Linked DNA regions of Homo sapiens: region 2 is linked to region 1. Evidence: chromatin loops called from intact Hi-C (ENCODE). Cell type or tissue: dorsolateral prefrontal cortex. All regions are shown on one strand. Each heading gives the region's core, and the rest is flanking DNA. Links, peaks and the distances in the headings are about the cores only.

Evidence for each region. Peaks named below come from ENCODE experiments on the same cell type or tissue, not always from the same donor. Only the 100,000 strongest peaks of a DNase experiment are listed, where the experiment ranks them.
Region 2: a loop joins it to region 1, with 3 times the contacts of the local background. A loop is called at or near these places in 3 of 110 quality-filtered maps.

The regions. Positions count from the first base shown.
Region 1 is chr1:231,365,184-231,373,903 of GRCh38, reverse strand. EGLN1 (egl-9 family hypoxia inducible factor 1) reads left to right here. Exons shown (of 5, transcript NM_022051.3): 3 at 3,206-3,342; 4 at 6,268-6,335; 5 at 7,429-8,720. The coding sequence ends at 7,493. It overlaps LOC107985360 (a long non-coding RNA gene), which reads right to left. Exons shown (of 2, transcript XR_001738520.3): 2 at 4,061-4,350. Among named protein-coding and RNA genes, the nearest start is that of SPRTN, 31 kb to the right of the region's middle. In dorsolateral prefrontal cortex, for the core only: a CTCF peak has its summit at 4,435 (motif pointing left); a DNase peak (open chromatin) is centred at 4,435.
Region 2 is chr1:231,687,969-231,696,688 of GRCh38, reverse strand. It overlaps DISC1 (DISC1 scaffold protein), which reads right to left. Exons shown (of 13, transcript NM_018662.3): 2 at 1,884-2,863. TSNAX-DISC1 (TSNAX-DISC1 readthrough (NMD candidate)) reads right to left here. Exons shown (of 16, transcript NR_028393.1): 6 at 1,884-2,863. Among named protein-coding and RNA genes, the nearest start is that of DISC1, 66 kb to the right of the region's middle. RefSeq lists a silencer at 2,033-2,215. In dorsolateral prefrontal cortex, for the core only: a CTCF peak has its summit at 4,833; DNase peaks (open chromatin) are centred at 508, 2,418, 2,808, 4,848 and 2 weaker places; H3K4me3 peaks cover 964 bases; H3K27ac peaks cover 5,041 bases.

The DNA.
Region 1 (8,720 bases), core at 162-8,161:
ATAAGACTGTCACAGACACAGTTAAAAATTTTCCTCTTAAATTTGTTTCAGTCTCAGGTATTAGGAGTGGATTTTTGTAAAATGAAACAAATACTACTCTATGTTATACAACATGATACCTGTAGTTAACAACGTAGTGTTGTGCACTTAAAAATTTAAGAGGGTAGACTCCATGTTCAGTGTTCTAAACACACACACATACACACACACACACACACACACACACGCACACACGAGGTTAGGGGAAGGGAAACGGAACTTTGAGAGGTGATGGATATGTTTATTACCTTGGTTGTGGTGTGTCATGAGGGTGTGCGTATATATCCAAACTCATCAAATTGTAAATGTTAAAGATATGCATTTTTGTATATCAGTTATACCTCAAAACCATATAAAAAAGTACTGATATATCTTAAAAAGTGGATTCATTTATTTTCAGATGTTAGAGCACTTATCTAAAATCTAACTTTTTTAGAAAGGTGACCTTTATTAAAATATTTTCCTTTTAATAGTTTTTAGAAAAACATTTCTGAGAACAGTTGTTTTATAATGGCTTTTGGGGGAGATTATCTATGGATAATTGTTAAGGATTATTTGCTATGTTATTCTTGGCATTTTTGTAAAAATATTATATGGCATTGAGTTGTTTAATTGAATATTGGAGGCAGGATTCAGTCTTTCCCTGATTATTAAAAAACTGGAAGTTTATCAGTACTGACAAGCCCTGTAAAACCAATTAGAATGTACAATATATTTAATCTCTCTTGTTTTAAATATATATTTCCTTAATATTAGCCTGAGTCTCATTAAATTTAAATGATTTTTAAAAAATATGTCATATATTACTACACTAGAGACTGTACAGACTAATTTTTTGGTTGATTTTTTAAAATCTTAAGTATAACATTCAAATAGAAAAGTGGCTTGTATAGTTCAGTGGATTTTCACAAAGTGAACATACCTGTGTAGCCAGGGTGCCTTTTTTTGTTGTTTTTAAGTCAAATAACCTTTAAAAAACCTCTTTCTCTGCATCCCCCAAAACACACAAATGGAAACTGCCTGAGTCTTAAATGTGCAAAAACCTAATCCTGCCCTAAAAAGTGTTTTAAGTTTAGAATATGCTCACAGTGCTTCACTAATCTTTCTAAAACACACTGATTTAAAGAGTTTTCTCTGCCCTAGTCCAGGTTCAAAATGGAGCTGACCTTTCTGCTGAGTATATATTGAGGCATGTCAACAAGCATGGTTTTTCTGTTACAGCTTTCAAAGTTTGAAGTAGAGAAATAAATTTTGTAATTGAATTTGAGCCCAAGGCACAAAACAGATGGGTGTAACTTTAGTTAAAATTTAAAAATTGACTTTTTTTCAGATTTTGTGAATAGCTAGAAAGCTAGAACTGTGTTTCATCAGCTTCTAACTTCTAGATTTTGTTAGGCTTTTTCTAGGCTGATCTTATAATTTCTATAATACTTAGTCAGGGTCATTAATGTGTAGGTTTTAAATTAGGACATAGGCAGAGAAACGTCCCTAGTGTTTTTGTGTGTAGAATAGAAATTTTCCATGCTAGATTGCACTGAATATGTAGTGTGTCAGTTGTTCTGGATGCTAGGGATGTAGCAGAAACGGAATTAGCCCTGGCAGAGCTTAGGATCTATTGGAGGATACAGATCAGAAAGATTGACAGTTACAGATAGTTATGCAAAGTGTCAAGACAGATTGCTATGGAGCACACAGGAGGGCCACCTAATTCAGAGGAGGAAGAGTGGAAGTGTCAAGTAGCCATTTCACTTAAAACATTTTCAGCAGGTCACCTGTGGTACTCCCAATGACTTGAGTCAAAGGGAAGGGAGCAGGAAAAAAGGAAAGAAGACATGTTCTCAGTTTGGAGGTTCTTTAGATGTTTGCATAGTAGCCTGGGGAATCACTCTGAACAACACTGGAACCTGAGGAAGGTTGGCAAGGGTATCAAAGTAGCTAGAATTTAACTTACCTGACAGTGAGCCTGATAAACCTTTTCTTTAACTATAGATTCTAGGTTTAGGCTCAAACGCCATGTTGTCCTGACCAGGTGTTAGAGTTTCTTTAAATTTTAAGAGTCTACCTGCTTAGGAGTGTAGTTATTCAAGAGTAAGGAGCTACTTGGTTGGTTGGGTTTTGCCTATCCCCAGATCGTAAACCCCGCAAGGACAAAGTCTGTCTGCATTATTCCCTACTCTGCACCCAGAGCCCACCACAGTTCCCAGTGCGATTTGATGCCTAGTTGGTGTTTAGGTAAATAATAATCCTTTATGGGTAGAATCAAGTTTCACAAGCAGGTAGTCATCTGTGCATCAGGCCCAGTCTGGAAAGGGAGAGCCACAGGTTCTAATGAACTATATGCTGATGGTGATGGTGACGACGACAATAATGATGGTCATAATAAATGATGACACTTTCTACTGATATACTGAATTATTTAAGTAAGAGGTATTTGTGACTATCCTATTGTTTATTGAATTTTAAAGTATGGTAAACTATTTGACATAATTTATTTCTAATAATAATTTTGTCAAAATTTCTTGAAATCTATCTATTTGAAGGGTGGGTTAAGCAAATCATTAACATACAAAAATAAACGTTTAGTAGTTTTAAAAGCTTTCAAGCATCATTTTAAGACTTTTAAATTCAGATAACATTCTTGTGTTTCATCAGATATTTATAAAAATCCCTAAAATGGCTGGGGACAGTGGCTCACACCTGTAATACCAGCACTTTGGGAGGCCGAGGTGGGCAGATCACCTGAGGTCAGGAGTTCGAGTCCAGCCTGGCCAACATGGTGAAAACCCATCTCTACTAAAAATGCAAAAATTAGCTGGACATGGTGGCGCATGCCTGTAATCCCAGCTACTCGCGATGCTGAGACAGGAGAATTGCTTGAACCTAGGAGGCGGAGGTTGCAGTGAGCTGAGATTGTGCCACTGCACTCCAGCCTGGGTGACAGCGAGACTCCATCTCAATAAATAAATAAATATCCCTAAAATAAGAACTAAATTTGTCCTTGCATCAGTGCATATACTTTTAAAATTGCAGCTCATCTTCATACTTTATTGAGACGTATTTGTGAATAATCCAATTAAGACATTGAAATTGTCTCTTTTTTTCCCCCTAAATTTAATCTTGTAGCATTTTTGGTTACTCCTGCTTACATATTTGGCTCTTTTCCTAGGTAAGTGGAGGTATACTTCGAATTTTTCCAGAAGGCAAAGCCCAGTTTGCTGACATTGAACCCAAATTTGATAGACTGCTGTTTTTCTGGTCTGACCGTCGCAACCCTCATGAAGTACAACCAGCATATGCTACAAGGTAGTATTCCTTTTCAGAAAAAATTGGTTTAGAGTATGGTAGGACAGGAGGGAATCTGTAGAGTAAACGTGAAAGCTTTCTAATGAGTATTTTCCTGCCAGGTACTTTTCACAGTCATTTTAATTTGAATAATTGTATAAGATTTATGTTGCACAGTCATCTGAATTCAAATAATTATATAAGACTCATTAACAGTTAGTACTAAATGTGTCTTTCTTTGCACAGCCACTCTGAAGAAAGGGAAGCACAGGCCTTCCCATCTTTCTAGCACTCTCTCCGTGCTTTGTGCATCTCTTAACTACTATCCATGCTTTGATTTTTGTAAGAGTATTTTACTTGGGAGAGAGAAAGATCAAGAAGGAAAAGGGTTTTTTAAAAGGTGGTGAGGGACAACATAGGAAAATGGATACAGAGTAGAAAAATCAGAGGTAACCAGAGAGTAGAAGTGAAGAGAAAAACAGAAGAAAGAAAAGTAGAGAACAGGTTACCATGTGTGGGAGTTAATGTTAGAAAAATGATCCTATTAGCTTTACAAATAATGAGCATCTGTTTCATTATACTTTTTCTACAAGGTATTTGCAACCTATTATATTTAGTGCTTTATTTCAAATGCTTTTTTAAAAACCATTTATCCTGACTCAATTAAAATGCTCTGGCTGTGAAAACAAGATATTGTAGACATTATCATGAAAGTAAATATTTGTAGAAAAATAGCACATTAAAAAAAAATACTTATTTTTTATTATGGAAAGGTCTTGGAACATTCTGATAGTGAGCTTCCGGCATTCATTTGCTGTATCTGGCTTAGGAGATGCTAGGGTGGCAAGAAGAGGCACAGGCTTAGATGCGCTGGGTGGAGAGTTGGCTTTAGTAATGATGGTTGACTCTAACGACTTGATTATCAGCTGTGCCTTTTTTCTTCCTGCCTTCTGAGGTGTGTTGCCTGCATCCTAATTCACGTACTGAGTAGCAAGCTAAGCAGGTTGTAGCTGGAGATTGTAAGAAATCCTGAATGGAAACCAAAGAAAGACTGTCACATCACATGATGTGCCCTTTTCAATCCCATGTCTCTTCCCAGTGGCATCCCAGTGCTGTCTCTGCCCCCTGCTGCTTCTGTAAAGATTTTCTGACACAGTAACTGCCTCATAGACCTTCCTTTTTATGAAATCCTGAGTTTGGTTTGGTTACGTCCTTTTTAGATGAATAAATAACAGATACTTGGGAGTTTATAGTAAATAAATGCCAGATGGCATGGAGGCTAAGTGCTACAGGAGTTGAGGAACGAAGGTGGTGCTACATTGGAGAGACGGGCAAGTGCGCTTTGAAGGGAGAGGCTCAGCTGGCCTAGGTGAGGAGAGGCAAGGGGTGCAGTCGTGTTAGTAAAGTTCTGGGGGAAAAGGCGTAGTTGTTCAAGTTAAGGCATGGAAAATCATGCGACGAAAAGGATTCTTGAAGTAGAATCCTATTCTGATCTTATCTAGAATGGGTGATAAGGCTGGAAAGTTAGAATGACATAAGGTAAGTTGTTGATCCAGATATTAGAATTCTGATTGCTAAGTGACTAAAAGTTTAGGGCATGGGCAAAAGATACATAAAATTATGTATCTGAGCCCTTTCCTATTTCCAAGGCCACCCAAAAGTAGAAGAAGCCACATGGTAAGAAAGGTAGTGGAACTCTGGAAAGAGCAGAGTCTGGTCTGGAAGTCAGGAGACCTCCTTAGACCTCAGCTCTGTGATTCACCAGTGGTGGGGTCTGTAAACGTCAGGCTCCCAGTTGTCCAAACTCCCAGACTCTTTACTTCAAAATACATTATGTGATTTTTCATTCTGTCATATTACTGGCTGTATGTCTGATAAATGTTGCCTTTTCCCCTGTGTCCACTGGCCACAATCCACAATATATTTGAACTAATTGCTATATTCTGCCCAGGAACTGGTGATTTGTAGCGTACTTTCACTTCCTATAGCGTTTATACATTTTCCCCATTATTTGTATCAGAAAGTATGTCTTTTGTAGTATTTAATAAACTAGAGATGCCTCACTTATTGGTGGAATGAAATATTCTAAGTCAGATTTTCAGAAAAATGAAGTTTAGACAAAGTTTAAACACAAAACACAGTATAATTGCTTTGATTAAAATCCTTAAAAATTCTTAGCATAATTTAACTGTCAAGGTTATAATTGTAAACATCCATCATTACTCTTTGCTATAATGTAGTGATGTCCCCAGAGACTGTTGAAACTGTTAGCCTGCAATGCCCTGAGTCCTTTTATCTGTTTCTTTTCTGTTCTTTTAGTACTTGTGCTATTGATAATGTGCTTTTTCTGTAACAGCCATTCTTTTACCCTTTTATTGTCTCTCTTTTTTTTTAGAGGGAGGCTCACTCTGTCACCTAGGCTGGAGTGCAGTGGCATGATCTCGGCTCACTGCAACCTCCGCCTCCCCGGGTTCAAGCGATTCTCCTGCCTCTCAGCCTCCTGAGTAGCTAGGGCTACAGGCATGTGCCACCATGCACGGCTAATTTTTTTTTTCTTTTTTTTAGTAGAGATGGGGTTTCACCCTATTGGCCAGGTTGGTCTCGAAGTCCTGACTTCATGATCCACCCACTTCGGCCTCCCGAAGTGCTGGGATTACAGGCGTGAGCCACTGTGCCCGGCCTATTGTCTCTTTCTGATCTGCAGTTCCCTTGCAAAAAATAAGTAGTTGAAATAAGTATTAAGAAAGTCACAAAAACTCATCAACTTCAGACATCAATTTTAGTCTCCCCTGGTTACTGTATAAATAAGCTGTTAAATTTATCCTTTGATATCATTCCAGTTTAGGCATAATTTTGGCATTACAAGTTTTAATATACCATTGCAGCAAAATACCACTTTTTCCCCGCAGTGTGATCATTCTTATCCTATTCTAAATTTTCTTTTAGGTACGCAATAACTGTTTGGTATTTTGATGCAGATGAGAGAGCACGAGCTAAAGTAAAATATCTAACAGGTAAACGTCATTTGGGGCCAGGATATATTGGTACAGAAATACCCTGCAATCAGGTGATGCTTTCAGGAAACTCAAGCATAGTCTTTGTTAACACCATGAATACTTACTTTTTGTTTTTTATCAGATTTCTTATTTGCCTCATTTTTTAAGAAGACATAAGTCATCTTCACTGTTATCTTTAACCAAAAAAATTGTCAAAGGATGTGGAAAATTTGAGGCAAAGAAGTCTGAGTAAATTATTCACATACAAACTGAGTTTTCTGTGATTATCCTTTTCAGTCAAAGGCCACTTAACTCTAGGTAACGGCCATATGGTTTCCTCTCATTCACTCCTTAAATTAATACCCTTTCCTTTTCAAATGGATGTGCTCTAAACAGTACTCTAGGTCTTCCATGTTAAATGTAGACATGAAGAAAATTAATACAAAGAATTATGAATTCAAATGCCAAAATCAGTAAATGACACAGACATGTAGATTCCATATCTGCTAATGGTGTACATAGGTCAGCACTCTTGTACTGAACCTGAAGATCCTTTAATTATGCCAGTTCCCCTTCTCTTCCACTTATGGACTGCCTCTCCAAGAGCAGGGGGTCTGTTTCCCATCTGATGGACCACTTACCTTCTTTTCTTTAACTCTACTTTCTATCTCCAAAAATCCACTGAGTATTCACATTACTGATTAGCTGTGTTTTCCAGAGCCATTGCTAATCGCACGTCGACCTTACATAAAAATGGAATATTCATGCATTTTCTATGTATTTTTAAAGCCATTATTTGTGGCACAAGCTCAGTGTGCTTTCAGAGACACTGAACACTCTGTTGAAGAAACTCAAATGGCTTTTAAAATAAAAAGACAAAATCATTATCTCTGTGTAGAGGATGGTTTTATCCTTGAAGGTTTACTATTTGAAACCTCATCACAATAGAATGCTGAGGGAAGTTTTTGGAAGTACAAGCGTGATAGTTCTCAGATGATGTTTGCAAAGTTGAAATATTGTCCATACTCTTAGGAATTCAGTGGAATGCAGTAGCAGAAGCTCTCTGGTGCTTAGTGAATGAATGAAAATTTTTTTTTTTTTTACCTTGCAGGTGAAAAAGGTGTGAGGGTTGAACTCAATAAACCTTCAGATTCGGTCGGTAAAGACGTCTTCTAGAGCCTTTGATCCAGCAATACCCCACTTCACCTACAATATTGTTAACTATTTGTTAACTTGTGAATACGAATAAATGGGATAAAGAAAAATAGACAACCAGTTCGCATTTTAATAAGGAAACAGAAACAACTTTTTGTGTTGCATCAAACAGAAGATTTTGACTGCTGTGACTTTGTACTGCATGATCAACTTCAAATCTGTGATTGCTTACAGGAGGAAGATAAGCTACTAATTGAAAATGGTTTTTACATCTGGATATGAAATAAGTGCCCTGTGTAGAATTTTTTTCATTCTTATATTTTGCCAGATCTGTTATCTAGCTGAGTTCATTTCATCTCTCCCTTTTTTATATCAAGTTTGAATTTGGGATAATTTTTCTATATTAGGTACAATTTATCTAAACTGAATTGAGAAAAAATTACAGTATTATTCCTCAAAATAACATCAATCTATTTTTGTAAACCTGTTCATACTATTAAATTTTGCCCTAAAAGACCTCTTAATAATGATTGTTGCCAGTGACTGATGATTAATTTTATTTTACTTAAAATAAGAAAAGGAGCACTTTAATTACAACTGAAAAATCAGATTGTTTTGTAGTCCTTCCTTACACTAATTTGAACTGTTAAAGATTGCTGCTTTTTTTTTGACATTGTCAATAACGAAACCTAATTGTAAAACAGTCACCATTTACTACCAATAACTTTTAGTTAATGTTTTACAAGGAAAAAGACACAAGAAGAGTTTAAATTTTTTTGTTTTGTTTTGTTTTTTTGAGACAGTCTTGCTCTGTTACCCAGGCTGGAGGGGAGTGGTGCATTCTTGGCTCACTGCAACCTCCGCCTCCCAGGTTCAAGCAATCCTCCCACCTCAGCCTCCCAACTAGCTGGGACTGCAGGCACACACCACCATGCCTGACTAATTTTTGTATGTTTAGTAGAGACGGGGTTTTGCCATGTTGCCTAGGCTGGGGTTTAAGTTAAATTTTTTAAAAAACTAAAGTGACTGGCACTAAGTGAACTTGAGATTATCCTCAGCTTCAAGTTCCTAAGATAAGGGCTTTCTTAAGCTTTCAGGTGTATGTATCCTCTAGATGTAGACAATAATGTCCCATTTCTAAGTCTTTTCCTTTTGCTTCTCCTTAAATTGATTGTACTTCCAAATTTGCTGTTATGTTTTTTTCCTAATACTGTGATCTATCTGATCTGCAGACAAGAACCTTGTCTC
Region 2 (8,720 bases), core at 329-8,328, 320 kb before region 1:
TCTGAACATAGAAAGGGTACAACAAAAACACAGTACGATAATCTCACAGGACCACTGTCACATCATATATGTGATCCGTCATTGGCCAAAATGTCATTATGCAGTACATGAGTGTAATTGAAGAGAGTGTCATGTTTTTCCCTGCCCAGCTGTGGGACTGCCATAGACAACAATACTTACACTAAAGAAAAAGTGTGTCCAGATTCTACCATTTGAGATAAGATAGGAATTTAATTTGAGCTATGGACAGAAGGGAGAGCTTCATTTGCTTTTGACTCAAACTCTCTAAATTGGAGCTATTTCTCTAATGATGACAATGGTTAATTTCTGGGTACTTGCTAGATGCCAGGCCCTGTCTGAAGCACTTTGCACATATGATCACATTTAGTTTAATTAACTGGAGAAGAGAAACACCGCAGGAAGGTAGACCCTCTTGCAAAACCCAGGTGAAAGATAACAAGGATCTGAGCCAGGGCAGCGGCCATGGTGATGAGAGACAGATTAGCAGTAGGACTGAGAGGGCTTGGAGGCCAGCCAGATGTGGAACAAGGGAGAGGGAGGTGTGGAAGATGGTTGTGGTTTCTGGCCTAAGAAACTGGATAGATTCTATGCATTCAAATCAACCAATATTGGAGGCCCTTCAGAACGGGTTTCGGGGAAAGACAAGGGGCACTGGTTTAGGCAATGACTAACTGGAAGACTCCACACATCACCCAGAATACAAGCCTGCATCTGTGCTCTGACCTCACTCCCTCTCTGCATAATAAATCAGAGGGCTGGGCTGAGGTCCCTGAGGGCTGAAACAGGGCAAACAGGGACAGGGCTAGAAACATCAGACTATAGATAAAGAACAGATGGGAGATGCTCTTTCGGGGAATGAGCATGAACTTCTGCAGATTACTCCTCCCAAATGCCTGATGAGTGGGTGCTCCACTTCCCTACCCACATGAACATATCCACACACCACACGCAGAAACACATGAGTGCACACACACAAATACACTCGCACATGCATGCACACACACACATGAACACACAGCACAAACATGCACACACACACACGCACACACAGGCACACCTACATGCACACACATACACACACAAACACATATGCACACACACACCAGGATTAAAATACAGTCTGGCAACAGATGAGCCACAGAGCATCTCTACCTGGGCTTCTCTGGGAACTTTTGTGGGTAGAGGAACCCTACCTACTTCCGGCTATACCCACCTCTCAGATAACTGGATGGACAGCATCATCATAAGGCTGGGCCTTAGATGTCTCCAGTTTGTACTTATTTCCAAAGCAGCTACATTCTCATTTGAGCCTTAGAACAATCCTATGAGTTGGTGTTATCTCTAAATACGGAAACTGAGAGCCAAAGAGGTTCAATGACCAGAAGCGAAGTCTCCCGACCCTGTGGAAGGCAGCAGCCACTGCAGCAGGATGGAAGGGAATGAGTGAAGCGGATGAAGAGCAGGATCGCCCTGATAGAGGGCATCCCCATTTTTGTATCTCTCAAGTCCTTCCAAACATCACCCAGCTCAATCTCCCCTGCCCCCAGTTTCCTGTCTCAAAGCAGAGCTGGGCTGCATGAACCACGTCTCACCTAAGCCGGGGCCTGCAGAGGAGCCTGCGGCCCAATGGAGAGCAAATCTGAGCACCTAAGTGACAGAGAAGACAAAAAGGAGAGTAGATCTGTGTCCAATTCAAAGAGACAGAAGTGCAGCAACATCCTGTGCAGCCGGCTCCAAAAGGAGCTGCTGCAGCTTCCAGGAGGAAGTCAGTTGAGCCCAGAACCCCTCGTTTCCTGCCGTCTGCCCAGTGCTAATCTGAGCTCACGACAATCTCGGGCCACAGAGGTGGAAGAGACACTGACCTCCATCTGCCTCCGGTTTCTCAGCAGGCAGTCCCGCAGCACTGGCTCCCATTTCCTGAGCAGGGTGTCCCAAGAGTGGGCATCCCCTGAGCCGCTGCTCCCATCACCACCACAGCCAGCCAGTGAGGGATCCAGAGAACTGGAGGAGCCAGGGTCCATGTCTGGTAAAGAATGCATGTCACGCTCTGGCCTGGAGCTGTTCCTTGCGGCCTGGGCCAAGTCTGCAGAGACCCGTGTAGCCAAGAGACTGAAGGGCCGAGAGAGACATCGCGGGTCCTCGTGAGGCCCGTCCAAGCTGGCAGCTTTGGCTCCCATCTCCTGGGGGCTCTGGCAATGGGACTCAGCCTCTCTGGATGGTGGGCAGCCTTCTGCTTCTCCACGTTCCCCGGCAGAGCCAAGCGAGAGCCGAATAAAGCTAAAGCTTGAGGTAAAGGCACTGTGAGAGCCAGGAGGGGTTGGGGGGACCTCAGGGCCACAGCCAGGGCTGCAGCTGTTGCTACTCAACTCTGCTGATGGCAGAGAGCCTGCTGCCCGGACACGCCTTGCTCCATCGCTGCAGGCTGCCTCCCAGCTGGCGTCCAGGGTCTCAGAACTATCCATGGCTGCAAACTCTTGCTGCCACCCAGCACTCCCAGGGCCACACGGCCAGCTAAGCCTGTCAGGCAATCTGGTGCCACCTCTGAGCTGAATCCCAAAGTGCGCCGAGGTTCCTCTCACAGAGGTCACAGTAGGGGCTGCTGCACTCTTGGAAACAGGGCTCCGGACCAAGAGGCCTCTCGAGTCAAGGCCACACTGTCTGGCCCTGGACTCCGAGTGGTGGGACTCCTCGCCAGACACCCCTCCTGGGAACCGGAACAGTGTGCCCACTGCTGGGGAAAGGAACCCGATCCCAGGCCCTGTCGAGCTTCTCATGTAGCCCGGCCTCCGTGCCAGCCGCCGCCTCCGAAAGCACGCTGCAGGTGGTAAGCAATCCCGGCTGCCTGGGAAGAAAAGAAAAAACAGCACCATAAACATGCAGATCTTACTGGCCCAGCTGGAACTGCATCTGGAGAACATCCCTAGGTTTAAAGGTCATCTCTCAGTACACCTGTCAAAGATAGATGCTGGCTCAGTGGTCCCAGGGCCAATCCATTATGTAAATCCTGACAATCCTCAGGAAGTATTTGCCTGGAACATGTAGAAATCAACACAGCATCTCAGCTCCTCGGTTTAGCAGAGCAGCTGGCACTGCTGTACGCTATGCCAACAGGTCAGCATGAACACAACCTTGGCAGCTCCTGAACCCTCCAACATCTTGCCTGTTGGTCTTTTATGGCACCTCAGTACTCTCATCCTGGAGTGGGCCTGGAAAGCAAATGACGTGAAAGAGGAATGCCAGAGCATGCCTCTAAATGAGATCCAACTATTTACTCTAGCTATTCGTTGAACATGTGAATGTTCACTAGCGGAGCTATCCATGTCCCTGCAAGACTGATCTGTTGCTGCAGACCATGGATAGCTGGCTGTGCCGCAATGTATGGCCATCATCTCATCTCACTCAGTGGATGACAGGAGGCCTGCTTGATGTGTTCTCCAAACCAGCATTGCATTCCCTTCCCAGCTATGCTATAGGAATAGGAACAATAACAAATGCTGACTCCTCATTGACTGGTTCAAACCCTGATTGTACCACTTGCTGGTTGTGTGACCTTCCACAAGTTACTTAACCTCTCTGTGCCTCAGTTTCCCCATCAGTAAAGTGGTGATATTAACAGTAGCTCTCTCATAAGGTGGTTGTGAGCATTCAACTAAATGAGTTACTATTTGTAGACAGCTTAGAACAGTGCCTGGCACATATGATGATAAGAGTGATTAAAATGTTATTATTTTTAGATTGCATAGCACTTTGCTACTCATAATGTGTTTTAATTTACATTAATTTCATTCACTCCCGACCAAAACCATGTGAATCAATCCGACCCGAAACTATAGCTTTCCTTTTATATTAAAGGCAACTGAGATTCAGAGAACTTGACTTTCCAGAACCCCCTGCAAGTAGCCAAGTGACCAGGACAAAGTCTCTTGACTCTACTGGCCCACACAGAGCTCTCATCTCAGGACCCTGCCACATTGCAAATCAGGCATGAAAGTAAAACTAGGCAGCACTAGGCACAGCTGTAATCATACCATGGCCTATGGCGAGAAATGGAACAAACTTCACTCCAGGCCCACACATCCTGCTTTGCTTCCCAGAACAGACATGGGCTTGGAATCTTTGTCCTGTTAAGCCGAGATCACTAGGCATTAAGGATCCCACTGAGCTACGATCATGGCACATGCCATCTCCTAAAAGGGGTGGGGGTGGCATTGATAATCTCTGGGGAAATGAGCACAATGACCTCTAGCCCCCTATTTCCTGACTTGAGCATCTGAAGATAACAGAGCCCAAGACTTGCTCACACAGTGACTTGCTCTTGCCAATTGCGGGGAGCTCCAAAAGGGCTATTGCTGCCCGGGGTACAAAGAATTCCGGAAGCTTGCAAGGAAGGGAGGAATGGAAGCAGGGACCATGAGGTGGTGGTGGAAGAAGTCAGAGTAAAGAAAGGAAGGGAGGCATTTAACACTATAACCCTAGGAGATCGGTACTATTCCCATTTTACCAATAATACAGCTAAAGCTCAGAAAGCCTTACTTTGCCCCAGAACTCCCGGATCATGGTTTCCCAAAGCCCGGATTTGAACTGAGGCTTGTCTCGTTCCAAAGTGCATGCCCTTTCAATTCCCTTTGCCTACAAGTATATCAGCGTAAAATGCGTAAAATGACAGGAAGGCAGAAGAAACATTTCATTTTTTTCTTTCTTTCTTCAAGACAGAGGCCATGCAAGTTGAAGCCAGTAGAAAAGGATGTGATGAGATGTACAGAAGGAATCCGTCATCCGAGGATGTGAGGCTCCCTGCAGTGTCCGGGCCCGACCGGCAGGGGCAGCAGTCGGAACAGGGTGGCCAGGCGTTAGGAGGGGGCAGAGAGAGGCCCTCAGGCACACGCACTACTCATACCCCCTTGCAAAGCAGGCAAAACGTTCTCCAGAGAGCAAAGAATCCGAAAAGAAGTTAGAGAAAACACTGAATTCTGGCTTCAATTACCAAAGGAAAACAATTCAACAATTTCGTATCTTGAAAAATGAGTCCAGTGAAACCTATACTGTCTGTGGTTTAAAAAGACTTTTAACTATTTTTTGTATGTAAATACCAGTCATCCAGATAACCCTTCTGAAGTTAAAAGAAAAAGGCTAGGTAGAAAATAATTTGTTTGAAATTTCATTTCTTTTCCAAGGCCTGAGGGCACTTCAGCCTGAATAGCCTTTTCTTTTTTTCTTTATTCTTTCTGTTTTTTTTTTGAGACAGTCTCGCTCCTGTTGCCCAGGCTGGAGTGCAGTGGCACAATCTCACCCCACTGCAACCTCCACCTCCCAGGTTCAAGTGATTCTCCTGCCTCAGCCTCCCAAGTAGCTGGGATTGCGGGTGCCTGCCACCACGCCCAGCTAATTTTTGTATTTTTAGTAGAGAGGGGGTTTCACCATATTGGCCAGGCTGGTCTCGAACTCCTGATCTCAGGTGATCCCCCCGCCTAGGCCTCTCAAAGTGCTGGCATTACAGTTGTGAGCCACAGCCACCGCGCCCAGCCCCTGAGTAGCCTTTTCTAAAACCACTCAACCAAAGGTCCTGAAATCCTGCAAGCCAGGTTCCAGTTGCAGCACAGTGAGGTTACCCACTGTGAACCCTTGTTTCTACCGGGGCCCTGGGAAGCTGTGATGAGCCGGGGACCAGAAGCAACAAGCCCAGGAGGGCAAACATAAGAGAGGTGTTTACCAAAAGTGGGAATGAGATATGGGAACCACCTGGCTTCTGCACCCTGCTGAGGGCTCATGAAAACCATCCCCTGGCCACTGGCCTTCCCAGAAGGTGGCCTGAATAGCAAAGACTGTCACACACTATGAATCCTAACCCTCAGAGGGCAGAGGGCAGATCCGGAGGGCACTGCTGGAATCTGCTAGAAGAATTCCAGGAAACCCATATAAGGCAAGAATGAAATCTGTAGGAAAAACTCCCAGTTTCCCATAACGAAAGGCCATTTTTTCTCACTATTTTTTTCCTCTTTTTTATTTTTTGAGGAAACTTATGACATCCCCTGTGACCAGAATCAATTCTCACTTACATATCCAAGTCGTGCCATCACACCTTGCAGTTCAATAAGGATTAGGATGCATTCAGACCTTGAAGACAAATACTCCTTTCCTAGCACATAAGTGCAATCAGCTCCGGAAGGAGGTTCAAAAGGGCAGGAAGCAACATATGGCAAGGTGAAGAAAAAGCCCAAAGTGCAGGCAGGTTTTGAGACCCGGTTAGGAAACAAGCCGTGCCCTCTGTGCTCTGTGAAACCCAGAGATGCCTCGTTCCACCCATCTAGTCCAGGAACGAACGACTGAGCAGGGAAAGGGAGCCTGGCGCAGCTTTCTCTGCTGCTCGAGGACTCTTGTTCCGCAACAGATCAATTCTAGAGGGAAGCGCTGATGCCTTACTTCCTCTCTGAAGCACAGACCTGCTTGCCCTGGTAATATATGACCCCCATCTCCACCTTATTGAGCCCAACAAGCTCTGATTGGAGGGAAGTGAAAGCAGCTTAGAACAGACCCAGATGTCAATGGGTCTCTATACACAGTCCAAATAGGATGCCTGGAAATATATGTTTACCTAGCTTAGAAGGAAAATTGCGGCAAGCCAATATTAACCAGCCGGATCAGCAAGAATCCTGTCAGCCCTCCCTCTTATGTTCTCCCTTCATCTATCCAAATCCTTCTCAGCCTTCAGCTTCCAATCCCTCCCCCATCAGCTCCCTTCTCCTGATCACCCAGTCAACAGGGCTTCACCAATTGTCCATATCACTCATTCCCTCCATCACTCATTCCCCCCTAAGTATTGTTAACACCCAGCACTGTTAATTATTTTCTGTGGTGGATATGAATTGTTTCCAGTTTATACTACACAGAAGTTTCCTGAGGTCCTTATAATTCCTAAAACAATCCTAGTTTACAGTATATCAGAGAAGAAATTAAAATACACATTGGCCAGACAATATTCATTTTTAAATATGAAATCTTAAACATGCAGTTTAAGAAAACATGATACTCAGTTTTTTTCCTGGAGCAGTGGCTCATGCCTGTAATCCCAGCACTTTGGGAGGCGGAGGTGGGTGGATCACTTGAGGTCAGGAGTTCAAGACCAGCCTGGGCAACATGGCGAGGCCCCATCTCTACTAAAAATACAAAAATTAGCCTGGCGTGGTGGTGCACACCTGTAATCCCAGCTACTCGGGAGGCTGAGGCAGGAGAATCACTGGAACCTGGGAGACGGAGGTTGCAGTGAGCCGAGACCACACCACTGCACTCCAGTCTGGGTGACAGAGCAAGACTCTTGTCTCAAAAAAACAACAAAAAAAAAAGACACGTGGGCTTGGGCAGGTCACTTGGCTGCCCCGTACCCCAATAATTCTAAGGTCTCCTGAAGGGAAAATGCTGGGACCTCGAGAATGCTGCAGGGAATGCACCAAATAGCAAGAGAAGAACACGACTTTACAAAACATGACTTGCATATAAATTTATAGTGGAAGCATAAAGGAATATATTCTTTTCAGGGAAGGAATTTTAATCCCATCTGTCATGGTTGGGGTGTAAGATCTTAATACATTCAGGCTAACCAAATATTCAGAACCATAAAGAAACAATATATCCCTCTGGATTAATTTGTTTCCAAAGAATCAGAATCCAGTAATAGGCACTAAGCACAAACACTCTACTGAGCCAAAGTCCATCTTCCTTCAATAATTCAGAGAGCACTTAAGTCTTCTGAAGTGCCTTCAGGTCACTGTAATAAGCATCCAGTGAGCAAGGCAAGCTGGGGGTGGAATAAATCAACCTGTATTCTATTTCCAATTTAATCATGTAATCCATTTCCATAAAACAATTCCTTATTGAACACTAGATGATACATGGGGTACAGACATAAACAAGACACCATCCCTGCCCTCAAACTGCTTATGCTTTAGGAAGGGATGTCAGTCAGGCATATAAAAACTGTTACAGGAATTGAATGTACTCTTTCAATCATGGAGGAAGGAGAATTCAATTTGAAATTAAACTAATGGAGGAACCTGGTTAGCTCAGTTGGTTAATGGTTCTAAGGCCTCCCATGAGCTCCAAGTTATGTGCCACCCCATAAAACCACCTCATCGGATTAAAGGGAAGAAGGGTGCTGCATTTGGTGAAAAAGAAGTGAGGGCCGTCACAAACACATCTTTAATTTCTACCAGAAACAAAAGGTTTTTTGCCCTTTGAGAAAATGAATGCCACAAGTCAGTCCCGATGCAGACGCATTTTGTGAGTTAGTCAGTTTGAACTCAGAAGCACTAAGGAAGGACAGGGTTACATCCAGAGGCCTGATCCCACAGCTCTCCTATTAATAAGGTGGCACAGAAATACTAGAAATAGAGTAGCAAACCCACACGCCATTGTCCATGTTTGCAAACACAACACACACACACACACATTTGTACATACTCATACAAGCACCAGGGTAAGGAACAAAGAGAAGGTTCTAGAACTGACATAGAAGAGGAATTATCACACTCTTCTCTCTTTATTCCCAGAAATGTCAACAAAGACATACAAGTGTAAAATCTAATTAATCCTTACTTTGCTAACTGACCATTTCTGACATTTTAGAATGTATGTGGTTTTGGAATTGACCTCCCCTACCATTTCCTGAGGCTTCCATTGAATTTTCCCTATGATTTTTTTTTTTA